Regions from separate parts of the Homo sapiens genome. Here regions 2, 3 and 4 are each linked to region 1. A link is a contact called in ENCODE Hi-C or POLR2A ChIA-PET data. All regions are on one chromosome and are shown on one strand. Each heading gives the region's core, a stretch centred on a gene start or an enhancer-like site at or near the end of the contact. The rest is flanking DNA. Distances are from core to core; before and after follow the strand shown.

Region 1 (6,657 bases), core at 2,623-5,122:
TTCTTCCACCCTGTTAAGAATGAGTAAGATTTCAGTGTTATTTCCTTGCATAAGTACAAATTTTACAACATACTAAAATGTGAAACCACAGCTATATTTACAGTCCTATGGCTCTCAACAATTCAAATCTTTGTTTCAAGAGGAAGTCTCGCTCTGTCGCCCAGGCTGGCATGCAGTGGTACGATCTCAGCTCACTGCAACCTCCGTCTCCCGGGTTCAAGCGATTTTTCTGCCTCAGCCTCCAGAGTAGCTGGGACTACAGGAGCCTGTCACTATGCCTGGCTAATTTTTATATTTTTAGTAGAGATGGGGTTTCACCAAGTTGGCCAGGCTGGTCTTGAACTCCTGACCTCAAGTGATCCACCCTCCTCGGCCTCCCAAAGTGCTGGGATTACAGGCATTAGCCACTGCGCCCGGCCAACAATTCAAATCTTAACAAACAAAATAATAATAATAAAATAAAGAAAGAAAAAAACACAAAATATCAGAGCATATTACGGGTTAATAAAATTTGGTAAACTTGGTTGACTGTTTATGCTTAAAATCTAACTGCAACAACCTGATTTCTTAAAAAATCTATAATCTGCCATTCTTCATGTTTCATAGCTCTTCAAATAAAAAATGAACTCTCCATGAGTCTTGTTTCCTTTCCACATGTAACCATGTTTGAGAGAGGTAGCCATATCTTGGAAACTTGCATATTCCAGAGTGAGACTTCACCTCCTCACTTGGCTGGAATCAATTTTTTCTACAGTTTTTCTGAATTCTTTTCGGCTCTCTCTCCCTAAAGATGCTGCTCAGGAAAGTCAAAAGTTAACAGAAGAGAGCATCTAATCTGAGTAAAAGAGCCACCACCACATCCTCATTGACAACTATATGTAAGATTTTAAAATTGACTTAAGAGCAACTTCTTGCACTGGTTTCTTGATCTGAGCATGAAAAGTCCAAACTAAGTGGCCTCTGTGGACTTTGAATTTGATTTGCTACAGAACAAATTGAACCAATTTCTTAGTTTACTAATGATGAAAGTGCAATCTGATATACCACCAAAAATCTAACTGATAGAAAAATCTCAAGTCGCAGATGTGTTATATCTACGCCAGAGCAACAACACTCTTACAGGTCTTAACAATAAATGCAAGCGAGGCACCGTGGCTCAGGCCTGCAATCCCAGCACTTTGGGAGGCCAAGGTGGGTGGATTGCTTGAGCCCAGGAGTTCCCAACCAGCCTGGGCAACATGGCAAAACCCCATGGCTACAAAAAATTAGCTGAGCGTGGTGGTGCATGCCTGTAGCCCCATCTACTCAGGAGGCTATGGTGGAAGAATCACCTAAGACTGCGTAGTCAAGGCTGCAGTGAGCTGTGATTGCACCACTGCACTGCAGCCTGGGCGACGGAGTGAGACCCTGTCTCAAAAACCAACAAACAAAATTACATGAAATTAAAATGTCAGTGTCCATAAATAAAGTTTAATTGGGACACAGACACACTCATTCACTTAAATACTGCCTATGACTGCTTTTGCATTCCAATTGCAGAGTTGCAAAGAGAGTCTCTGCAAAGAGACTGTATGGCCCACAAAGCCTATATTTACTACGTGGCTCTTTTGTCAGCCTGGGCAATATAGCAAGATCACAGCTCTAAAATAAAATAAAGTTCAAAAAATTAGCATAGTGTGGCAGCATGCGCCTAGTCCCAGCTACTAGAGAGACTGAGGTAGGAGGATCTCTTGAGCCCAAGAATTTGAGGCTACAGTGAACTATATTGTGCCACTGGCCCTTCAGCGTGGGCAACAGAGTGAGATTCCATCTCTAAAAAAATTTTTGTTTTCAAGTTTCTGTTTCCTCCTATGCAAAATGTGGCTAATTTCTCCCCGCCACTGCATTACAGAGAAAAAAAAAATTAGATAAATGAACCCCACTGTCTATTTTCACCACTGTATCTCTTGTGCCAACCAAAATGCTCCCTACTCTGTAAATACAAAGTAAACATTACCTACTACACACTATTGGGAGTGGTTAATTTGGAGATGGATTTAACTGCTACCACTGATAGTAAATTACGATTCTTGTCTTTCCTATTAGATACAGGTTTTATGTCCCCCAAAAAACTCCTCTCAAAATCGTAAGAATCTGTGATATTCACAGTGTTCATAACTTAAACATTCTCTCAAACTTCTTCAAAGCCAAATCCTGAAAGTGAGCTAACATTCACAGTATAATCTAGTTTATAAAGTATTTTCACTTAACATTACTTATGTCTTCATTCAGCAAATATTTACTTAGTATCTACTATGCAGCAGGCCTGTGCTTGGCACAAGGAATATAATGATGAAAAAAACCCAGACGGTGGGATCCTCTTATATAATTTTTGCAATAATCCTGTGAAATAGACAGGGGAGAAATTAGCTACATTTTTGCAGAGAGAGAAAAAGAAACTTAATGAAGTTTTGTAGCGAGCCTGACACAAGATTAGGCTTGTTCACCCCTTTCCACTACATCAAGGTGCCTTCAATACTGCTCAATACAAGCGATTAAAAGTAAAAACTTTCAGGTGCCTGCACCCTGAAAACTTCCCAAATACCATCCACGAAGCAACTTAGGTAGCCAAAAGCAGGTTCTGTTTGACTTGAGCGACAGTCTCCTTTCTGTCACTCTCTTCAAGTCTTTTGACCAATTCAATGAGGAGAGCATAGGCTCTGTCGACTGTCTGCATTTTGGTCTCCAATTTGACTGCGGTGCAGCTTTGGACAACTCACAACCTCTCTGAACCTCAGATCCCATCTCTAAAATGGGTGTGATAATAATAGAAACCACCTTACAAGGCCGTTGTTTGGATTACATGAGGTAATCCACGGGGAACATTTAGCAAATGTTGTTTCCTTAGCACCCAATCTAGTCTTTGACCCCACACCACCCCATCCCATTACCGTTTTCTCCCCCATAGCTCTTCTGTCCAAAACGGCCTTTTTAGCTTATTTTATTATCTTTCTCCCCCATTAGGCTATAAACTCCATGACAGCAGAGACTATGTTTTCTTATCCACTATTCCAACTCCTGTCCTTAGTACAATGCCTGGCATATTTTAATAAATAACTGTTGAACGAATAAAGCTTAATAAATAGGAAAACAGTTTAGGTTTCAATACACCGATATGCAAAAGAGAAGAATATTTACCGCTCAGAGAAGTCCAAAAGACACAAATGCAATTGGACAGCTCTTGGTAATACCGGAAAGGTGCTTGAGAAACTCTAAAAGGTGTATCACGAGGTCGCGTTACAACTACTAGTGAGAGTGGCTGAAGCCCTAGACATTGTCAACCCTGAGACTACACCCTATGTGTTGCTAAAAGGCCGAGGAGAATGCAAAACGGCCGGGGAGGGGGGAGTGTGTTGCAAAAACACCCGCCCCTTTCCTTCTCTCTTAACCTTCCAGCTGTGCACTTCACTCCTGGAGGGCCCCACCAGGGGTCAGACAGGGGCGGGCGGGGAGCCAAATGCCCTCGAAGGGGAACAGCGGCGCCAACAGTGACAGTAGTGAATGGACCCGAAAGGGAGACAAGCCAACTCTTTCGTGGGGGGCCCAACTGGCGCGTCCCAGTTAGCTAACCTCCCCTCTCCACCACCATCCCACCAGCAATAGGCGGGGAAAGAGGGGACACTGTCCTCCGTCCCGCCCCGCTGGCCTCGGAGCAGAGCCTGCCGGGGTCTGGTCGCAGGACTGTCTGCAAACTCACCTCTGCCGCCGGCTCCACCTCCGCTCACATTCCGGCCCCGCCGCCTTCCCCCCGCCCCCCCCAGGCCCTTTGTTTTGATTCCCGACTCCGCAGCTCCCGCCGCCGCCGCCAAGCGCACCCTTCACTTCCGCTTCCGCACCGCACCGCCCCTGTCGCAAAACCGACGCCCTTCTCTCCTCTTCGCCCCGCCCCTTCCTCGCCCCGCCTCCGCCGCCGCGTCCTGTCCGCGCGGGGCATGCTGGGAACCCCGGGGGGGGCGGGGCCTCGCGGCCCTGCAGCCTCGTCAGGCTCAGTCCCCTCCCGATAAACCCCTAAATAGGGACTTTCCCGGGGGGTGACCCTGGCTTTTTTGGCGAAAACCCCCAGTTTAAGGAGGCCTTCCCCCTGGCTTCACGTTGTGGAGTCGAAAGGAACCTTGAAGCGGAGAATGAGCTCGTGACGTGGACCCGAGGAAAAAACCTGCCAACCAGGATTTAATAGAATTCAGCTCTTTCAGGCTTTGGAGGGAAGGCGATTTGAACGGGATTTCAATGAAAAACCCTGTCCCTTCGGCTTTTTTTTTTTCCTCTCTCGGGTCTCGTCACGTGATGGTCCTACTTTATTTTTAAAAATTAAATGGCGCATATTCCCCAGCATCCTAAATCTAGTGCAACCTAGTGGCAAGTGGAGAAAAAAATAACTGCCAACCTGGCTTCCTACGAGGTCCCCCGGAGTTCTCGCAAAGTTGCGACCCAGTTGGCAAAAATACAGTGTGTGCAAAGACTCAACTGGACATTGCCACCAAGAATCAAGAGATTTTTGGGGACTTTAGCAAGAAAACGTTATTTTTAAAAGCCCTGCTCCAAAGCTGGTTACAAATGAATACTGCGTTTCCAGTGACAGGTTGGGCGAGCAGAAAGGAAATCTTACGGTTAGTTTCAAACACTTTGTGTTTTAGGTGGCCAGATATGCTGTGTGGTTTGCTTTAAAAAAAAAAATAGCGCCCCACAATCTTCACGTTTCCCTGGAATAAAAAAAAATTTAAGACTCAGCAAAAGGGTGATTTCTGAAACTACCAGCTGATTACTATTTTCTGTTGCAAATTAGGAAAAAAGCAAAGCACATATTGTGTAAGTTAAATCTAGACACGATTTAGGATGTGCTAGCTGCTAGCTAAATGCTACCTTAGGAGTTTATTTTTAAAGTTTGCCCAGAAACAAGTTGACTTTGCAAAAGAATCAGTAAGTCGAAATTGCCAAACGAGAATATTTTGCCCAAAAAAATCCTTACTGGGAGGTTATTTCAATAGGCAATCCCCATTACGTGGGGATTAACACATCCCTGTAAACATCCCTGTAGACGGGTATTGTGGAGGGCAGGATCAGACATGTAGCTGAAGAATCCTTTGTGCCTGTATTTAATTTTCCAGAAGGCAGATGACAAGCACACATCCTCTCCCTGCGTAGGTATTTATTACTGCTGACTAAATCTTGACTGTGGGCTGGGCGCAGTGGCTCAGGCCTGTATTCCCAATACTTTGAGAGGCTACGGAGGGAGGATCTCTTGAGCCTACAAATTTGAGACTAGACTGGGAAACGGTGAAACCCTATCACTATTTAGAAAAGAAAGAAAAAGAAAAAAATCTTCATTATGTCTGTGTATAGGTAGTATTTTCCAAGTGGAGATTAGAATAGATGAAAAACCCGTTTCTAGCGTTTTGGCTTTTTTCAAAGTACCAAACAAATACGCTACTCTTCAGAGGTGTTTTTTCCCCATTTTATTTCAGTTGAGTATGTTTCAACACAAGCCATATTAACTAAAAATCTTAAGAAACAAGGTAATTGTAGGTTTCTAATTGCTTTTTTTAAAAAATAGTTTTTAGCCAGAAAACATCAAAGAATGCAGACACATTTCCTTTTTACTTTTTTTTTTTTTTTTTTTGAGACAAAGTCTTGCTTCATTGCCCAGGCTGGAGTGCAGTGGCAGGATCTTGGCTCACTGCAGCCTCCACCTCCCGGGTTCAACCGATTCTCATGCCTCAGCCTCCTGAGTAGCTAGGATTACAGGCGCCCACCACCATGCCTGGCTAATTTTTGTGTTTTTAGTAGAGACGGGATATTGCCATGTTGGCCAGGCTGGTCTCGAACTCCTAGCCTCAAGTGATCCTCCCGCCTCGGCCTCTTTAGGATTACAGGGCTGAGCCAACGAGCTTGACCACATTTTCTTTATATGTATATTTTTCTTTTAGATTCCTTTTTACCAAGCAGACACATTTTGTTTGACTTAGCTTGGCATTCTTTCAAGTCCAAAGCTGTAACTAGTCACAACAAGTAAATGTAGTGATTGAAAATGGGCGGGGCATGGTGACTCATGTCGTAATCCCAGCACTTTGGGAGGCTGAGACAGGAGGACCCCTTGAGGCTTGGTGTTTAAAACCAGCCTGAGCAACATGGTGTGACACTTGTCTCTATTAAAAAAATTTTTAAAAACAAAACAGTCGTATTAAGTGGAAGGCTAATAAAAGTCTGAATTACAAATACTTTTAAAAGAAATGTAATTTTATTGCTGCTTTCTAAAGACTAGGAGCCTAAGCAAAGTATACCAGGCCTTAGGAGACAATTATGAATCAAAATACATAAATTTTCTCTTAAGATATATTTTAAGTATGTATCCTCTATTAATTGTATTCCTGTTTCTTTGCTGGGAAAACTTTAGAGAGTACAAGTAACTTTCAGTTTTTCCCTTGTCCAAATTATAGTCTTCACATGTATGAAAACCGAAAGACTTTTTTGTGTGCTATTTAAGTAGCTACTTTACATGCAATTCAGCTTTTCAACTAACCAAGCTGTTATTAAAGGAGTTTCTCCCCAGAAACCAATCTTCTACCTGTATTAGGTTCAGTGGTTTGAATTAATAAATGATCATGGAAGGACCTAAGGAAG
Region 2 (6,657 bases), core at 2,191-4,690, 1.4 Mb after region 1:
GTGTTGTAGGTGGGACCTAGTGGGAGGTGTTTTGGTCATAGGGGTCCCTCATGAATGGCGTGGTGTAGTCCCTGCATTGAGTGAGTTCTAACTCTATTAGTTCATGAAAGATCTGATTGTTAAAAAGAGCATGGCACCCCTCCTCTCCCTCTCTTGCTCTCTGTCTCACCGTATGACTTGCCTGTTCCCTCTTTGCCTTCCTGCATGGTAAAAGCTTCCTGAGGCCTCACCAGAAGCAGAGGCTGGTGCCAGGCTTCTTGTACAGCCTGCAGAACCATGAGCTGAATACACCTCTTTTCTTTATAAATTGCCCAGCCTCAGGTATTCCTTTATAGCAATGCAAAATGGACTAATACAGAGCCTGAAAGTGAATATTTTAGGCTCCTGGAGCAACTACTCTTTCGTTGTCATGCAAAAGCAGCTATACACACAATGCAAATGAATGAGCATGTGTTTCAATAAAACTTTATTTACAAAAATAGGCAGCTAAGCCCTTCTGCATCAGTTAGTGTTCTTAGCTGGCAGCAACAGTAATCACTTGCTAGTTTAATGAGGAAATGAGTTGCTTACAGCTTCCCTTTGGGCTACCACAGAGCCTATTACCACTATCGGCTATGACCTTGTCCAGTGTTACTGATGCTTTAAGAAGACCCAAGTCCCAGGCCGGGTACGGTGGCTCATGCCTGTAATCCCAGCACTTCGCGAGGTTGAGGCAGGTGGATCACCTGAGCTCAGGAGTTCGAGACCAGCCTGGCCAACATGGTGAAACCCCATCTGTACTAAAAATACAAAAATTAGCTGGGCATAGTGGTGGTGGGCACCTGTAACCCCAGCTACTCAAGAGGCTGAGGCAAGAGAATCGCTTGAACCTGGGAGGCAGAGGTTGCAGTGAGCGAGATTGTGCCATTGTACTCCAGCCAGGGCAACAAGAGCGAAACTCCATCTCAAAAAAAAAAAAAAAAAAAAGAAAAAAGAAGACCCAAGTTCCATTTCTGCCAAGTCATCTGCTGCATCTTAGATCTCAGTTGGAAGACAGCAGAAGGGTGTGTTCTGTCTCTGTGCCTGTGTGTGGCTGACACACATGAGCAGCTCTCCTCTGAAGCTGAAAGTTGTCTACGCTCAAGTTACTCACAATGGGCAAAGTATGATGGCGGGGCATTCCCATCAAGTGCATTATTCCATCCCTCTTGCACCATACACATCAACAGAATCTGCCTTATGCAAGAGCTGATAGACACAGACAGACATGCAGGGTGCTGGGAGAGCCTTGGGTCCAATCAGTCAAGTCATCAAGTCTGGGACAAGGAGCATATAATTGAACCCAACTCAAGGCTAAACTCAAGTTCCAGGAATGCCAGAAAATCCTTATCCCCAAGAAGCAAGCCTTCATCAAATTCAGTTTAACTGTTAGTTTGAGTCATGGTGGCAGAATAACACTTGGTTGGTTATGAAGTCAAAAATAATCCCAAACGTGGTCTCTTGGATAAGAGCTGGAACCCTGGGTCATGAGGGAACTGATGTGTATTCTCTTTCTAGGGAACTCCTTGGGCTGGTTTCATCTACTTAAAACCATAACCACTGGTAATCTCTCTATTCTCTCTCATACACACACACATGTATGCTTGTACACACACACACACACACACACATATAGATTCTTACTAAAGGATATTTGTTGCAGACACTCAGAGAATCTCCAGAGAAACCTGGCTTAGAGGCCGTGGATTCAGGGACATCGCTGAAGCCCTGTGCTGGTGGAATTCCCACTACTGATATCTTGGGCCAGGAACTGCATTCTGGGAACCAGCACTGGGTATGGGATGCTATTGCAGGGATCTCTGCCTTTGTTATCTCTGGAAGCTGGACATTCCTACTGCTCCTCTCTCTGGGATAGATTCTGTGTGGGAACTAGAGGAAAAGTCTCACACAGATATGACTGAATGGTGGACCCTAGGCCACACGCCTCTGCCCTCTCTGCAAAAGCTTCTAGGAAAGAAAGTTTTAAGCTTCTGCCACAACGTGGGTAAACGCTTCAAACAAAAGAAGGGTACACAGAGAAGCAGAGTGATAAAGAGGGATTTTACAGTGCCCATTATACCTCTGAAGACAGCTTTTTGGGATTAGGTTCAAGGCATCTAGGGCCTTTATCCAGTGTTTTTTCTACTTTTCCCCTCTTTTTAAATTAACCTCAAGTTTCTTCCATATCCTTTATGTTCTTGAGCCCTCAACACACACACACGCACACACACACGTCAATTTCTCCCCACTACCAGTCCCTCAGGAAGGGCTTAGCTTAGTCATAAAAATGAAACCCAAATTATTAGCAAAGCAAAATCTGCTTCTCTCTTTCCTAGAGAGAAGGAATCCTTCAGTTCTCAAAAACACATGGTAGATAGTTTAAAAAAAAATTGAGAAAGAATTTGAGTTGAACAATTCATATTATAATACAAAGTTAACTTCAGACCATTTAATAATCAAAATTGCAAACAAATTGGTTTGAATTGCAGCAAGACAGCTTTCTGGTTTTCAGGCTTGTGGCAACATGGAATTCCTTTCCTGGAGGTCTTTAGGGAATTGGCTGGATCTACCAAGTGGGCTGGCATAATTATGTCATCTTTGGGTGTGGAGATAGAGAAGTGGATCAAATAAATGGCGTTCACATGTCCCTGCTAGCCTTGCTTGAATACTGTTAGTGTGTAGTACCCACATCTAGGAGATGGCGGTGCAACGCTAAACATTCCAGCGAGGACAGACTCACAAGTGCTCGCATGTCTGGCGGGAGAGGCAGAGGTAGCTGGAACCAGGAACAAAGGACTGAGTCTGGGGTTGGGTTAACTACTGCTTATTTTATTTTATTTATTTGTTTTGGTACAGAGTCTCATTCTATTGCCCAGGCTGGAGCGCAGTGGTGTGATCTCAGCTCACTGCAGCCTCCGCCTCCCGGGTTCAAGTGATTCTCTTGCCTCAGCCTCCTGAATAGCTGGGACTACAGGCGCTCACCACCATGCCTGGCTAATCTTTGTATTTTTAGTAGAGACAGGGTTTCATCATGTTGGTCAGGCTGATCTCGAACTCCTGACCTTGTGATCCGCCCACCTCAGCCTCCCAAAATGCTGGGATTACAGGCGTGAGCCACTGTGCCGGGCCCTACTGCTTATTTTATCCCCAATCCAACCCCAATAAGTTTTGCGATTGCTAGAGACCCCGAAATTGCCAGAGTAGTTGAGGAGTACTCTAACATTTTCTCTGACTCTTAGTTAAACATTGGCAACTTTTCCGAGACTATAAATTTGACTGGGGCCCAGTCATTTCTCTCTTTGTAGTCTGTGAAAATTAACTGAGTCTGCAGGGGCTGCAATCACCGCCAAAAACCGCAAGTGTGGGCTGTTCCTCCACACTGACAAAAATAACAGCTAATTAGGCTGCAACACCCCAAGGAAAGTGAACTTACGCCACCAATCGCAGGATGGCATGCAAAACGTCGCCATGGCAACCGGCATTTACAGCTCTTCAATTTTAATATATCAAAGGCTAAGGGTAATTTCCCAGCGAGAATACAGGAGGGTGGATTTCTCCCCTCTTTATTCTTTCTGCCGGTCTTTTGCCAGTACTGTGAGTACGGAAGCTCTATTCCTGTGGCAACAGGTTTTAAAGGAAGAGAGCCTTGTGAAAGCATGAAACACCTGGCGTGGGACTCCTGGAAATGCTGGGTGCCTCGGGAGGCGCAGGGAGAAAGGCATGGCATTCTTCTTAGAGTCTAGGCTGGGTGAACAGAGCTGAGAGGAGGTGAAGTGTGAGCTGTGAACTTTTGCCCTCAATTGCAGGTGAACTTTCTGTTTGCATAAAAATGTTTTCTTTTCTCCCCTCTTTCCCCTCCTCTGCCCTTCCCTCCCCTCCCCTCTCCTCTCTCCTCTCCTCTCCCCTCTCCTCTCCCCTCTCCTCTCCTCTCCTCTCCTCTCCCCGCTCCTCCCCTCCACGCTCCTCCCCGCTCCTCCCCTCCACGTTCCTCCCCTCCCCTCTCCTCCCCGCTCCTCCCCTCCCCGCTCCTCCCCTCCCGTCCCCTCCCCTCCCCTCCCCTCTCCTCCCATCACCTCCCCTCCCCTCTCCTCCCATCCCCTCTCCTCCCATCCCCTCCCCTCCCCTTTCCTCCCATCCCCTCCCCTTCCCCTCCCCTCCCTTCCCCTCCCCTTTCCTCCCCTCCCTTCCCCTCCCCTTTCCTCCCCTCTCTTCCCCTCCCCTCCACTCCCCTCCCCTCCCCTTTTCTCTTGTTGGCCCTCCCTTTCTTCCTCCCTCCCTTCTTCCTTTTTTACCTCCCTCCCCCTTTGCTTTTCCCCCCCTTCCCTCCCTCCTTCCTTTTTTCCCTCCCTCCCTCCCTGCCTTCTGGTTTTGTTGAGTGCTTACTCTGCATCAGGCACCCAATAGGCATCGTCTCATGTATTCTTCATCACTACATTGTAAGATAAACACTATTCTTATTTTAGAGATGAGGACATTGGGATGACGAGTCCTAATCTCACAGTAAGTTGTAGAGCCTGGATTTAAGCCAAGTCAGACCTCACAACCCAGGACCCTTGTAGTTTGTGTCTCCTCTGTGTTACTAAAACTTACTCTGTAAAAATGGAGGTGGATATATTTATTAAAGTCACTGCCATCACCATCATGAGTTGGTCAGTGCTGCATAACAAACACCCACACAATCTTAGTGGCATGCAGTGAATAAGCATCTACTTTGCTGCAGGATAGGATGACTCTGTGATTATTCTGGGACTCAGGCTGAAGGGAAAGTGCTTCTCACGGTGATGATGTTAGTCACTAGAGGGTATGCCCAACCACATAAGTGCATTTCAAATCTATCCCATGTCATATCTGCTAATATCCCATTGGCCAAAGCAAGTCACGAAGTTGAGCCCAAAGTCAAGAATTGGGAAAGCATACCCTCCCTTTTGTTGAAGTAATTGCAAATTTTTATAGTAAGGGTGTGAACACAAAGAGAGGTAAAGAATTGGGGCCCCAGAATCATTCTAGTTCAGTAACTGTCTATCATCATCATCATCAACTTCATGATCTCTGTGAACCAAGCTTCTCTTTACCTTTGTCTGTGTTTAAATAATGAGTGATCTCTTTATAAAGTTCTTCAAAGAGGACAGTCATTCGATTGAAGCAAAATAATAATTATTATTGAGCACATACTATGTCCCAGGCACTGCACTGGGGCTACATCAGTGAACAAAACATCCCATCTCAAAATAACTTACTGGGAACCCTAAAGCCCTGTGCTAGACATTGAGAAGCCCGCAAGAAATTCTAACACATGCCAAAACCATTCTGAATATTTCACAGAAGATGTCTGTGCATCAAAATCACCTGAGGAACTTGTTAAACACCAAGACTTTCAGAACTTGCCACCAACAACTCTAGGTCATAGGGTTAACTCTCAACCTATCCCATTGAAAACCTTGCCCCAAACTACAGTTGAGTTGTAGGAAAAGAAAGTTACAGGAAATAAACTACACGTACACCCTCTTCTTTGGCTACTCCTTGGGCAACAGGCCTTGATTAAAGTTTCCAGTAAATCTCTTCCAGTCCCCAGCCCCCATTCCAACAGTGTTAGTGAAACCAGGAAGTTGGAGCCACATGTGATGAGGAAAGACACAGGTCCCCTCTTCCTGTCCCTCTAGGGAACCTCGGAGAGATGTGGGGCTCCAGTCATATTCTGGTTGGGAGTTGGAGACAATTTCGTTGAATTCTAAATTACCAGACTCTTTAGTGAGCGTCAGGATCATCATGATGACTCTAGAAGGGAGGTGTTACGAATTCTATTTTGGCAGTCAAAAATGCAAACACTGAGAGAAGGATCTCACTGTGATCACATAGCTAATGACTGAGTCCAAATCAGAGTCCAGGTGTTCTAAATTCTTAGGTTTCTATCCTAATAGCAGCACTGCCCATGAGCTCGGTGAGCTGGGGCTTATTACTTAATTTGACCCCAGTTTCCACATTTTTTAAAACGGGGAGTGGTGCACATAGTTATCAGTAATTTCCAGAGTTACATATATGCAAAGTGCTCAGCAGTGTACCTGGCACATGTAATAAATTTAACCAACAAACCCCAGTGGTAGCAGCATTTACCTGTGATTTTGTTATCAACAGATAACAAAAAGTAATTATCTCTTTACAGTTGCTAGAGACATCTCAAAATAGTATTAATGCTCATCACTTCTTCAAATTCACACTAATTTCAGACACACCATTAGTTCTTGTTATTTAGTAAATTAATGAGGGAGCACACTTGGCAAGAAACGAAACAAGGAGTCTTCTGGGGGGATGGAAAGATTTCCCATTTCTTTAGAAGTGTGAGTTACAGAACCATATCCATTTGTCAAAATTGTTCAGTTCAGAACTGCAGACTCGCATGTAAATTTTCCCTACGTTGAAGACAATGAAAAAAGGGCAAATGATGTTTTCTGCAAGTTTCAGGAATCTATAAATAAATTGCAAGGCCATGTTTAAACACTTTTTTTAGAGCACTTTATAGTTGTTCAATCATCAACAGTATTGATATGCCAATTTCAATGCTTTTTTCCATCATAATCTGTTTATTATAGCAGATCTTCTAAAGGTTTCTTAACAGTTACTGCACTAGAACACTAGGGCAAA
Region 3 (6,657 bases), core at 1,086-3,585, 1.1 Mb before region 1:
TTGCCAGGGCTGGTCTTGAACTCCTGGGCTTAAGGAATTCTCCTGCCTCAGCCTCCCAAAGTGCTGGGATTACAGGCATGAGCTGCTGTGCCCAGGCTAGAATGGTTTCTGTAAACTTTATCTTTTACTTTTTTTGTTTTGTTTTGTTTTTTTAAGACAGGGTCTCACTATGTTACCCAGGCTGGAGTGCAGTGGCTATTCACAGGTGTGACCATAGCTCACTGGAGCCTCAAACTCCTGGACTCAAGCAACCCTCCCGAGCAGCCAGGGCTATAGGCACGTGCCACCAAGCCTGCCTACACTTGTGGATTTTATAAAGTACTCTCTACATTTCTTTCCCTAGAAAAAAATATTACCACCCTTTAGATTCTAATTCTAAAGTGCTACATCTAATACCTCTAACATAAGTAAAGTCTCATTTTAAAGCATGTCCAATGAATAAATTTGCTTCTACTGCCTTTGCATATGCTAAGATTTTGATGGAGGAAAAAAAAAGTACCTGAAAGCAGCTTTCATGGAACCCAGCTATAAAGCTCCACAAACCCCATTTTTCCAGTGAGCTCACAGATAGTACCCTGTGCCCTATGTCAGCTTAGGGCAGCAGTTAGAGGCCTTTACCAACAGAAAAGAAAAAGCCTAGCTTGCTTCTAAGGCTACATACATCCAGATCTGTTCCACCAAAATCAAATCTGTGGCAAGGAGGTCCATGGCTACAGATTCTTCTGCTATGAGGCACCCAGGGAAATAGTCCAGAGGTCTGAATTGCAAACAAAATAATTTTAACTAATATAAAAAAGACCATCTGTTCAGTAACTAATTCCCTTGAGGACATGATATGGAAGTCAACTATCCAGCTTCCACCTTTACATAGTATATAAATGAGAAGAGAAAAGCGAGCAGGTTGGGTGCAGTGGCTCACGTCTGTATCTTAACACTTTTGGATTATTTGAGCCTGCCCAGGAGTTAGAGACCAGCCTGGGCAAAACAGTAAAACCCCATCTTTACAAAAAAAAACAAAAAACAAACAAAAAAACAATAATAATAATAATAATAATAATAATAATTAGTCTGGAGTGGTGGTGTGCGCCTATAGTCCCAGCTACTTGGGACGCTGAGGTGGGAGGATCACTTGATTGCGCCACTGCACTCCAGCCTGGGACAAAGCAAGACTGTCCAAAAAAAAAAAAAAAAAAAAAAAAACAGAAAGAAAAAGAGAATGAATGTTAAAATGTAGGCAGAGGCATGAAAAATAGAAAAGAAAGTCAGCTTGCAGAGCCAAGTTTATATCTTACCCCACCCTGATGTGGTTGGCCAACAGCTGATAGAGGGCTTTTCGGTAAAGTAGGTAGAAACAAACCCCACCAACCCTCAGGTTACCAGGCAATGTGCCACCATGTTATTAAAGCCATCATGGTGAGAGTTCCTGGGCAGGCAGCCCGCTGGAATGCTGAGTCATCTGTTCCCCCGCTCACAGCTGGCCCTCCTCCCCAGCACATGCTCTGCCCACAAGCACACTCTTTGGGGAATGCATTAGGAAGCAGCTACCTGAATGTATCCTGAAAATCACAGACAAGGCACTAAACACACACCCATTGGAGCCTGTTCTGTCACAACTCAAGCCAGAGTGCAGGCATAAATCACTGCCGTTTCTGGAAAGAGCACAGGCACACCTTGCACTCAGCTCTCTAGAGGCCTTAGCTAAATGCTGTTTAGATTATTTTTAAAAAATGTGGTTTTGACTGGTTCAGGATTTAAAAGAGTTAACAAACATCATATGAGCAGAAGGCACAATGGAATGAGTGTGTACACTCTGGGGTAGACAGCTCTACTACTGGAAGGCCACATGCCTCTCTGGGCAACTGTTTTCTTATCTTTGAACTGAGATGCTTTCCACAGTTGGCTTCAGGGAAAGCATCTAAGACTGGAGTCACAACAGAGTATTCACGCATGGGGCAAGGGGTGGGGACGCTAAAGCTGAACTTTGCCTTTAGTTAAAATTACCCTTGAAACTTCTTTCTTCACACTGGAGAACATGCGTCTCTCAGTGAAGCCAACACAGCTGGTTTTTCCTCCAGGGTCAGAACACACTACTGTTTCTCCTCTAGGACATCAGAGGAAGACGATGGCTTGCATGTGAGCACCATGTTATTAAACACACATGTACACACATGTGTGAACACACATGGTTTATAACCAGCAGGAAGCTTGCTACAAGAAGAGTGTGAAAGTTGATATTCACAAGGAAGGGGCAGAATCTACATCTCCCATTTCATCTCCAACTCACTGGGATAAGGATAAATACTTTTGCTGAGTGAAGTGACAAGCAAAACCAGTCTCACACCCTAAAAAATAATTAGCCACATCAAGTACATTTGAATTCACACAAGTTTCAAAATGTTATGATGTAACTCTACTTGGTACCTAGCAAATATACGATCTAAGCCTCTGTGCCTGTCCTCTGGTCACATGTACCCAAGCTAGTTCTCTGAAGACAAGGAAGGTGTTTTAGCTATTCTATACCTCCAGTGATATTTCTTCAGGAGAGAACAGCTAATACAGCTACTTCTCTCTGCTTCCGAACAGCCCTGGGCTTGCAATTACTACAAGCCACTGAAGAACCACGGCTTAACTTCTTAGGGCATGGATTTTACCAGAGATCAGGGAGGAAAAATTAAATAATTAATCTGGCAATTTAAAACAAATTAATATTAAAGTAAAATGGACATATTGCAGAATAGCATTTTTTTAAATTGTGAGAATGGTTTAAATAAAACATAAGACGGTAGAGATATTTCACCTTCTGCCCCCCTCACCCCGCTGCGCCCCTGAGTGCTCCTATCCACGCTGCTTTGGTGTTGTTTGAGAAGAACCTCCCCCCACAGAGGCACTGATACTAGCTGAATGGATTCTCCTTTCTGGGGAATGAGAACACCAGAAAGGAAAAGAGACTTCCACCTTCTCTTCTTGGCAGCAAGGAGGTGAATGTAATGTCCACATGAGGGTAGTTTATACATGTCAATTTGTATTCTAGGTGCACAAACAACACTCAGAGAGCTGTAAGGAGTTCTCTGTGGTTAGAAGCAATTCTGAAAAGAGCTGACTCATATGAGAAAAGCGTAATGCAGTATCTATTTCTTTTAGCAAAGGTGATAGAAACGCACGTATCATGAATATGTCATGCAAGGAAAGATGAGGGCAGCCTAAGCTGAGAAGGTGTTCAAATAAATTTCCTGTTTGAAAGGGATTATGATACTGCTCTTTTCCCTACCTACCTGTGGACACAACAGAAAGGTGGGAATCCTGTCCTATAAATTCAGGTTCTGGCCCTCATTTGCCCTACAAGTATTTCTTAGCCAAGGTGAAGTGGTCACCCGTGCATCTACCAAAATGGTCTGGACCACTGACTGGGCAGGTTTTGAGAAGCACGGTCACCTGCCTCAGGGTGGTAGCTATCATTTCCTGAGATTATATCACAGGTAGTACACGCTGCCAATGCTGTAGGCTCTGTTACCCTCACTTTATACAGAAAACTGAAGACCCTGTTGAATGGCTTGTCCATAGTCTTGCAGCTGGTATAAGGAGAACTGGAATACAAATTCAAGATGTTTCAATCATACAATGCTGCAAGGAGCTGATGTCAAGGAAGATACAAAGTAATGACCACCTACTCTGCTAGCAGATGGTGGTAAATTGTTCTTAGAAGCAGTGAACCAAGGGCATGATATCAACAGTCCTTGTGTGTGCCTTCTTCAGCAGAGAGGTCTACTGACTGTCAGTGAGTGTTCTGTCTAAACGAGAAGGGGCTTAGAGAGGATCATATCCTTTGACCTAGTAATTCCTCTTTTAGGAAATCATCCTATGAAAACAATCTGAAATGAGGACTAATTTTTAATGCACAAGGATACGTAAATTTTTAAATTAAAAATGTCTTCAAAACACAAACAAATGTTTAATAGTAGGAGAATAGTTAAATAATTATGCTATTCATATTCATTAAAAATTATGTGAGGTTGAGGGAGGCCGGCACGGTGGCTCACACCTGTAATCCCAGCACTTTTGGCGACCGAGGTGGGTGAATCACGAGGTCAGGAGTTGGAGATCAGCCTGGCCAACATGGTGAAACCCTGTCTCTAATAAAAATACAAAAAATTATCCGGGCATGGTGGCATGAGCCTGTAATCCCAGCTACTCGGGAGGCTGAGGCAGGAAAATAGCTTGAACCCAGGAGGCGGAGGTTGCAGTGAGCAGAGATTGCGCCATTGCACTCCAGCCTGGGTGACAGAGCAAGACTCCGTCTCAAAAAATAAATAAATAAAATAAATAAAAATTACGTGAGGGAGAAAGTAGGGAGAGGGGAGAAAAAATACGCTTTCAAAGCAATAATAACCAAACAAAATATAATCAATAAATTCTCTGGCTAGCTATTTGGGAAAAAGTAACATGAATGCCTCTCTCATAGGTTATACCATTGACTCAATCAACAAATATTTGCTGATCACCTATTTTAAGCATTGAGAAAAACTTAGAATAAAAAAATCTTTGCCCTCCTAAGACAATTCGTTAAGCAGTACAGTTTCATATGGGTATTTTCCTATATGTATGTTAAGCCTCCATTTAAAAGTTAAAATAAAAAGCCTGACTTCATGGATCTTACATTCTAGTGGTGAGATATAGACACTAAACAAAAAAGTAAAATATACAGTGTACGTGCAGTGCTATGGAGAAAACAAAAAGCAGGCAGTACTGAGATGTGGGTTGTGATTTTAAATTAAGTGGTCAGGGAAAGTCTTACTGATAAAGTTACCACATAACAATGCAAGATGCCAAATTTCAGATAAATTACATATCACTGTTTAGTATATCATACAATATTTGGCACACAGCTATTTTAAGTGAAATCTGGCAATCTTACTTACTGAAAGGCAAGTGAACAAACCTCATTCCTAATAAATTAAATGTTAATGCTTCTGAATAGGACACTAAAGCCAGAAACTATAAAAGAATAAACTGACAGATATACTATGGAAAATGTAAAGCTTTGGTTCGGCAACATAGGCTAGATTAAGAATAGCTGGGCACAGTGGCGCACGCCTGTAGTCCCAGCTCCTCCAGAGGCTGAGGTGGGAGGACCTCGAGCCCAGGAGTTAAAGGCTGAAGCTGGAGGGTGCTATAATCACACCTGTGAATACTGGGTAACAAAGCAAGATCTCGTCTCTTAAAACACACACACACACACACACACATACACACACAAAACTGTACAACAAATTGGGACAAGTATTTGCAAAATACAAAACTCAGGATTAATCTAAGCATCATTTTCTCCTATAAAATGAGGGGAGGGGGAAGATACCTGTGGTTCATACAATTATAAGGATTTCAGAACCATGTCTTGTACCTAATAACCAATGGTTCATTAAATGTAATAAATAATAATCATGATGTAGGTGTACTTATAAATCAGCAAGAAAAGCACACAATTCACAAAATAATATCAACCAATTAAACTTCTGAAAATAATTCTAGTGTCAGCTTTGGCAACATGTGAACTAAAATTTGAATGACATCCTTGCACAAAGAGGTCACAAAATTTTAAAAGCAATCCATTTTTTAAAAAAATCATCAATGGACATTAATGCTGCTGGATGAAAGATTACTGAGGAACAGGGTTTCACAGTCTCAAAGTATTACTCACAGAGTACTTATTTATTACAAAGCAGGAAGGCTACAATGGAAAAATCTGTGACCACTATTTACCTAAATGATGTCAAACCAGACATCAGCAATAAGGGAACAAACTGATACCATGTGCCTCTCAGTGTGATGCACTGAAAAGAGCACATCAACTACGTGGTACTCCCGCCAGAAACATTTAATCTGAATCTTATCATGAGACAATCAGAAACATACACATTGAAGGACACTGTAAAACAACTGATCTGAACTCCTCAGAAAAATGTCAATCTTGTGAAAATAAGAAACAGGCTGGGGAACTATTCCAGATTAAAGGAGACTAAAGACTAAAGAGCCATGATGACTAAAAGTAACACAAGACTTTGACTGGAGCTTGGATCCAAAAATAAAAATAGAAAAACTGTAAGGGACATTATTAGGACATTTGGGGAAATTTGATTACAGCATGGACATTAGATCATATCAAAATCATATCAGTGTTAAATTTCCTGAGTGTGATAAATATATTAGGGCAATATTTTTAAAAAGCCTGTGTTCTTAAGAGAAATACACTAAAATACTTCTAAGCAAACTGTTATGTCTCTGACTCTCAAGTAGTTTAGCAATAAAAAACAAATACATGTATACATGTTCACATATGTACATATTATGCTTGTGTATATATGTGTGTGTCTGCAGAGAGGGAGACAGAGCAAATATGATAGAATGTTGCCAACTTGTCTATAGGTTTGAAATTTTTCAGAATCAAAAGTGAAGCTGAATGCAGTGGCACGAGCCTTTAGTTCCAGCTACTTGAGAGGCTGAGGCAGGAGGACTGCCTGAGCCCAGGAGTTCAAGTCCAGCTTGGCCAATATAGTGAGATCTCACTGCCTTTAAAAAAAGAAAAAGAGTGGGAGAAAATATTAATAAAAAATAAAATGCATGAGGTCTAACTCCAAAAACAAACAAAAAAGGAAAGAAAAT
Region 4 (6,657 bases), core at 3,082-5,581, 1.0 Mb before region 1:
AGGCAGGAGAATCGCTTGAACCCGGGAGGCGGAGGTTGCAGTGAGCCGAGATCATGTCACTGCAAGCAAGGCTCCATTTCAAACAAAAACAAAAATTGCTTTTTTGGTTTTGTTTTTTGTTTTTGAGACAGAGTCTCACTCTGTTGTCCAGGCTGGAGTGCAGTGGCGTGATCTCGGCTCACTGCAACCTCCGCCTCCCGGGTTCAAGCGATTCTCCTGCCTCAGCCTCCCGAGTAGCTGGGAATGCAGGCACATGCCACTGCGCCCGGCTAATTTTTTTGCACTTTTAGTAGAGATAGGGAAAAATTGCTTTAATTATAGTTTAAAAAACTACTGCCAGGGCTGAATCCAACAGCCATGTCTCAATACTAACCCCTACATGGGAGCTGACATTGCTGACTGCCCCTTTTTCTCTCCTCCCTTGGCTGTGTACCACAATAATCTCCCGGTACATTTTGTCGACTTCTGCCTATCATTTAAATGCTGTTGATCCTCAGGATTCAGCCCCAGGTCCTCTTCTCATTCCTCACGTACTCTGCAGTTGCTCTGATCCAGTCCCAGTCTCTCTGCCAATGACAATCATGCCTAGCCCTCACCCCTCTCCTGTGCTCAACACTGACAAACCTGCTAAGAGGACATCCACCCTTGCATGTCCTAAAAACACTCGAAACCTCATCAGGTCAAAACCAGAATGGAACATCTTTTTCCACTCTGGGGGAACATCTTTTTCCACTCTAGGGGATGCCATGGTGCCCTGGTGGCCTTGCATGTATCAAAACGGGCCATGCAGGTAAAGGCTAATCTGCGTCTTGGCCACAGACTCATCTGCGTCTTGGCACAACACATCAGGAGGGAAGGGTGGGAGGCAGAGGCTTCTAAGGAGCTGCTATGAGGCCAGCTCCCACCCCCTTCCCTGTCACTCCTGGGAGGCTGTCATGAAACAGTTCCTCATTGCCTCCTGGGTTCTGAGGAGGTGTGGGGCTCTCTGCCTCGCCCTCTCAGAAGAGAGCTGCAGAGTATCAAAGCCCTGAGCTGCAGCCTAGAACTCATCCTCAGTGAAGCCACATCACAAAACACATGCTGCAATCATCTCGTATCTTTTTTTTTTAAGACAAGGTCTCACTCTGTCACCCAAGCTAGAGTACAGTGGCATAATCTCAACTCACTGCAACTGCAACCTCCACCTCCCGGGGTCAAGCAATTCTCCAGCATCAGCCTCCCAAGTAGCTAGGACTACAGGCGCACGTCACCACACCTGGATAATTTTTTTTGTATTTTTTGTAGAGATGGGGTTTCGCTATGTTGCTCAGACTGGTCTCAAACTACTGAGCTCAAAGTGATCCTCCCACCTCAGCCTCCTAAAGTAGTGCTGCGATTACAGTCATGAGCCATCACACCTGGCCTCTAACTGGCACCTTTTGTTTCTGCGTTGTCCTTTTTAGTATGTGGGACAGGGACCACAGGCAGCACCTCTTGCTAATCTTTCCCTGTGTAGGTAATATGCTGTCTCCCAAAGTGGGTCATTGTGGTTAAGTCAATTAGGAGTGACCCTGCCTAATGTACATATGAGCATGACATTCATCCACATGCAAACCCACTCCTCTCTCCTCCACCTTTTCCCCCAACCGATGTCACTCCAGCCAACCCCTCCAAGTGAATGGAGTGCAGTCTACCCCGTTGTGCAAATGTCTGGCATGAGCATCTTCCTCCTTCCCCCTTCCTCCTCCACCACCCACATTCAGTCATAAATTCCATGGATTCTACCTTCCAAGTATCTCCAGATTCCATCTACACTGCTACTCACTATCCTACGCCAGGTCACCAACATCTCCTAGCTAGGTTACTCCACAGCTTAACTAGTCTCCTGCCTCCAGTCTTACTCACTCGAAACCATTCTTCACACAGCAAGCAGGGTGATGTTCCAACAGTACAACCTAAGCATGTCATCCTCATCTGTCAGATCATGTGCTCTGAACTTGGTTTAAGGAAAACTAGTAACTATACATGAAGTTAGACGTTGCAGTATTAAAGGATAGTGACACTCAGTGACACAAGCTAAATGAGAATCAAGAGTACTTTCTTCAGGACTGGTTTAAGTAGACACTGGTCATCAGTGACGTCAGACTCACTTTGCTAGCTACGTCTCATGCTTAAATCTAACTTCCCCTTATTCTAGTCCAGGTTTTTCTGCCAATTCCATTGTTCTATGAAAGAAAACTATTCATTAAATTGAATCCAACATATGATCTGAAATAGACAGGAATAAATCAATATTTATGTTGCCATTTCTCACCCCCCAAGAATTAACATAGCCCAATTACCTGTTCTTTGGCATGTTTCTGCTGCTCTCTTCTTTTGCGTTCTTCTTCATCTACTTTGCTGATAACTATATATCGCTCCTTCTAAAAGACATAAAGCAGATATACAATTTTCTTTTCTTTTTCTTTTTTTTTGAGACAGAGTTTCGCTCTTGTTGCTCAGGCTGGAGTGCAATTGCATGATCTCAGCTCACTGCAAACTCCGCCTCCTGGGTTCAAGCGATTATCTTACCTTAGCCTCCCGAGTAGCTGGGATTACAGGCTTGTGCCACCACACCCGGCTAATTTTTGTATTTTTAGTAGAGACGGAGTTTCTCCATGTTGGTCAGGCTGGTCTCAAACTCCCCACCTCAGGTGATCCACCCGCCTCAGTCTCCCAAAGTGCTGGGATTACAGGTGTGAGCCACGGTCCTGGCCACAGATATATACAATTTTCTAGAGACAACTTAATCCAAAAAATTCAGATTTCTGCTGCCATTAGAATTTTTTTTTTGAGACAGTCTCACTCTGTCACCCAAGCTGGAGTGCAGTGGCACAACCTCAGCTCACTGCAAACTCTGCCTCCCAGATTCAAGTGATTCTCCTGCCTCAGCCTCCAGAGTAGCCAAGATTACAGGTGCGCACCAATACGCCCAGCTAATTTTTGTATTTGTAGTAGAGACAGGGTTTCACCATGTTGCCCAGGCTGGTCTCAAACTCCTGACCTCAAGTGATCTGCCCACCTTGGCATCCCAAAGTGCTGGGATTACAGGCATGAGCCACCACACCCAGCCAGAAGTTGTAATTTTTGTAACCGCACACTTTTTTTGTATGTGTGACAGGTTATCACTCCCATTGCTCAGGCTGGAGTGCAGTGGCATGATCACAGCTCACTGCAGCCTCAAATTTCTGGGTTCAGATGATCCTCTCACCTCAGCCTCCTGAGTAGCTGGGACTACAGGCATGTACCACTATGCCTGGCTAATTTCTTTTTATATTTTTAGTAGAGACGGAGTTTCACCATGTTGTCCAGGCTGGTCTCAAACTCCTGGGCTCAAATGACCTGCTCATCTCAGCCTCCCAAAGTGCTGGGATTACAGGCCTGAGCCACCATGCCCAGCCACTGTAGTCTTTCATGAGCCAAATACAACAGAAAATACTTTGAAATGCCAACATAAGTTGAGCTAATGCATTACAAACCAAATTTTGTCTCTGTGTTTCCATGACATTTTCCTACGGTTTACTAATTCAACCCAACAGACATCAGTTAAAAATATCAACAGACTGTGAGAATAAGACATTTCCTATGACAAATACTAAAAAAGTTATATTGCATTTGAACATTGACTTCTGAAGAGTTTTAAAGTAAAATGTATATGTTGTATTAACATTAACAAAACTTACATATATATGTTGTATTACCATAAGAAAAAACTCTGGATTTTCTGCCAAAGTGTCAGATAACTAGTACTTTCTTTCTCATATATTTTGTGTCCACTAAAGATAAATTATCTACCAAGATTATTTTTCTACTTTATTTAATCTCTAATTTTATACCTGACTTAACAGCAACAACAAATTATAAAATTGAAAAACTGCAGAAGGAACCCACCACTAGCCACCCACTTCCCATCACAATTCTATCAGTGTACCCTGTGTACTCAGGACAATAGCTGTGCTTACGACCCAAATTCTAAAATTTAATTTTGTCTGCCCACGCAACATGAAGCCATTTCTTCACATGTACCATTATAGCTTTCTGCCATAGTAAGAATACAAACTAATATTTGTATACTTTCAAGTTTACAAGGCATCACTTCCACTTACCCACGGTATCACCATAAAAAGGCTATGAGAAAGTATAGATCACCGTTATCATGCTCAGTCCCAATGTACAGAAGAAAATTAGGCTTAAAGAGATCAAATGACTTACCCTAGGTTACCTAGCTCATAACAAGCACAGACAAGATACAAATTCTGACTTTCAGCACACTAAGGATTGAGCATGGTAGCTCAGGCCTGTAATCCAGCACTCTGCGAGGCCGAGGCGGGCAAATTGTTTGAGCCCAGGAGTTCAAGACTAGCCTGGGCAACAGGGCGAAACCCTGTCTCTACTAAAAATATAAAAAATTAGCCAAGCATGGTGGCACGAGCCTGTAGTCCCAGCTTGGGAGGCTGATGTAGGAGGATCACCTGAGCCCAGGAAGTCAAGGCTGCAGTGAGCCGTGACTAACCACTGCACTCCAGCCTGGGTAATCAGAGAAAGACCCTGAGGGAAAAAAAAAAAGAAAAAAAAAAGAAACCCCTAACAGTGTAACAATGGATGTGTTTAATGTTAGCCCTAGATAATTCTTGGGGTTACCTTTTCAGTTTCTAAAGTCTCAACATGAATGCCTTTCGGATACCTAAAGAAAAGAAAAACATAGTATCAGTAGATGAGTCAATGACAGCTAAATCCCAAAGTATTTTATAAGCAACTATCCAGCTACTAATTAAGTAAGTTTTATTAACTACAAAATAATTATCACTACAATGGAGACTTTACAGCACATTTATTTTATAACGTTTCAGCTGCTAAATGTTTCCTTACCCTTGCTCTTAAACACATAAACGTGGATTTGACTTCAAATTAATTTTTTTTAGGACTTAGGTATTTTCTATTTTTTTTTTTTTTTTTGAGACAAGAGTCTCTCTCTGTCGCCCAGGCTGGAGGGCAGTGGCGCGATCTCGGCTCACTGCAAGCTCCACCTCCCTGGTTCACGCCATTCTCCTGCCTCAGCTTCCCAAGTAGCTGGGACTATAGGCACCTGCCACCACACCCAGCTAATTTTTTGTATTTTTAGTAGAAACGGGGTTTCACCGTGTTAGCCAGGATGGTCTCGATGTCCTGACCTCGTGATCCTCCCGCCTGGGCCTCCCAAAGTATTGGGATTACAGGTGTGAGCCACTGCGCCTGACCAGGACTTAGGCACTTTCTAAAATGTCCTACATCTCAAAATACAGTCAACTCATTACCACAGAGTCAAATCTTGCTTCCAAATATAAAAATGTTTCCTAACTGAAATTGTGAAAGTCTTTTTATTTTATTTATTTATTTATTTTTTTGAGATGGAGTCTCACTCTGCCACTCAGGCTGGAGTGCCAAGCCGCAATCTTGGCTCACTGCACCTCTGCCTCCAGGGTTCAAGAGATGCTCCTGCCTTTGCCTCCCAAGTAGCTGGGATTACAGGCATGTGCCACCATGTCCGGCTAAATTTTGTATTTGTAGTAGAGACGGGGTTTCACCATGTTGGCCAGGCTGGTCTTGAACTCCTGACCTCAGGTGATCTGCCCACCTCGGCCTCCCAAAGTACCAGGATTACAGGAGTGAGCCACCGCGCCCGGCCTGAGTCTTTTTAGATTGCACAGGGCATATAAAGAGGAGGTTTTAGATGGCCAGCTCTGCTGTAGTTTTGCATGGTATTAACAGCTTGCATCAGCCAAGGAGGAGAGGGATCTGGAATGCAGGTGGAGTAGGCTGCAAGGACGACATGACAGGAAAGGAGTGTGGGCAAACTAAACAGCCCTTTCCTGTTGTGTTCAAAGTATATTCCCAGTATACATGTCACTGGTAGATTCCAACAGAAGAACAAGGTCCCCAAAGTCAAATGGAAATGTCCACCTGTCTATGTCAATGTTCAATTTCTGAGTTGAAGACCCACCTGCAAACACAAGGAAACCAAGGGAAACATCCTTGGAAAAATACACACACAAAAGTCTGGATGTTATTTCAGGGGATTCACAGACCTCCTGAAACCCATCCATAGTCTCACCCTAAGTTAAGAACTCTTGCTTTACCAAAAGCATTCATCTGAGTATTTCCTAGGTCTGAAAACCAAATATTTATTGTATACCCCAAAGGACAAAAACACTACCAATCCATAGCTTAACAGATGCACCAAAGTGATAATTATTTTAAGAAGCCTTAAAGCATCTGTTAAAAAACAATAACAAAAGAAAATTAAGTGAGTATTCAACTTAAGAAAGTAGGGGGAACTTCATGTAGTCAAATCACTGAGAACCGCAGAATTTCAAAAAGGAAATGAGAACTAAGAGATTATATTTAGTCTTTAAATCCTGGGTCCCCCACAGAGCTGCTGCATACAATATAAATACTTACTTCCAGCTCAAAGTCTGATAAATTAGTTTTCTTTGGAACCTATAAAAACAAAAGAAAAGGTATTGATTTTGGCTCATTAGAAGTAAATCCAAACTGATCAAGCATTTGTTGAGAAGGATTTCGCTTTAAAAAGAGACTTCATTAGAACTGATAGGTAATTTGCAAACAAAAATACGCAGGTTTTTTGAGGTGGGGGGATTT

The links. A loop is a pair of places that touch in the nucleus more often than their neighbours do. ChIA-PET counts read pairs that join two places held with the same protein, here RNA polymerase II (POLR2A). Pooled maps may share reads with other maps.
Region 2: a loop to region 1 is called in a pooled map, with 7 times the contacts of the local background. The contact joins the enhancer-like site here to the promoter of MARF1 in region 1. A Hi-C loop is called at or near these places in 1 of 37 single-sample maps with no recorded cell type and 2 of 50 pooled maps. POLR2A ChIA-PET finds 5 or more read pairs at or near these places in 1 of 52 experiments (activated B cell).
Region 3: a pooled map shows a loop between it and region 1 (5-fold over the local background). The contact joins the enhancer-like site here to the promoter of MARF1 in region 1. A Hi-C loop is called at or near these places in 1 of 37 single-sample maps with no recorded cell type and 2 of 50 pooled maps. POLR2A ChIA-PET finds 5 or more read pairs at or near these places in 1 of 52 experiments (activated CD8-positive, alpha-beta memory T cell).
Region 4: a loop to region 1 is called in a pooled map, with 3 times the contacts of the local background. The contact joins the enhancer-like site here to the promoter of MARF1 in region 1. A Hi-C loop is called at or near these places in 2 of 50 pooled maps. POLR2A ChIA-PET finds 5 or more read pairs at or near these places in 2 of 52 experiments (GM12878 and OCI-LY7).

Annotation. Positions count from the first base shown.
Region 1 is chr16:15,639,282-15,645,938 of GRCh38, forward strand. MARF1 (meiosis regulator and mRNA stability factor 1) reads right to left here and starts at 3,873. Exons shown (of 27, transcript NM_014647.4): 1 at 3,737-3,873; 2 at 1-10. MIR484 (microRNA 484) reads left to right here and starts at 4,013; the gene lies at 4,013-4,091. It also overlaps a transcript of NDE1 not described here.
Region 2 is chr16:17,067,596-17,074,252 of GRCh38, forward strand. No RefSeq gene overlaps it. Among named protein-coding and RNA genes, the nearest start is that of XYLT1, 400 kb to the right of the region's middle. RefSeq lists an enhancer at 3,491-3,810. Within about 2 kb of position 3,441, at least 10 of the 41 ENCODE cell types and tissues checked have a DNase peak (open chromatin) inside an H3K27ac peak, as active enhancers do.
Region 3 is chr16:14,500,261-14,506,917 of GRCh38, forward strand. All of the region lies in intron 21 of PARN (poly(A)-specific ribonuclease), which reads right to left. Among named protein-coding and RNA genes, the nearest start is that of LINC03107, 75 kb to the left of the region's middle. RefSeq lists enhancers at 1,292-1,586, 1,312-1,606. Within about 2 kb of position 2,336, at least 32 of the 41 ENCODE cell types and tissues checked have a DNase peak (open chromatin) inside an H3K27ac peak, as active enhancers do.
Region 4 is chr16:14,601,825-14,608,481 of GRCh38, forward strand. It overlaps PARN (poly(A)-specific ribonuclease), which reads right to left. Exons shown (of 24, transcript NM_002582.4): 9 at 6,457-6,495; 10 at 4,660-4,702; 11 at 2,322-2,402. It also overlaps the pseudogene RN7SL274P. Among named protein-coding and RNA genes, the nearest start is that of PARN, 25 kb to the right of the region's middle. Within about 2 kb of position 4,332, at least 3 of the 41 ENCODE cell types and tissues checked have a DNase peak (open chromatin) inside an H3K27ac peak, as active enhancers do; they include GM12878 and OCI-LY7, where a contact is called at or near this core.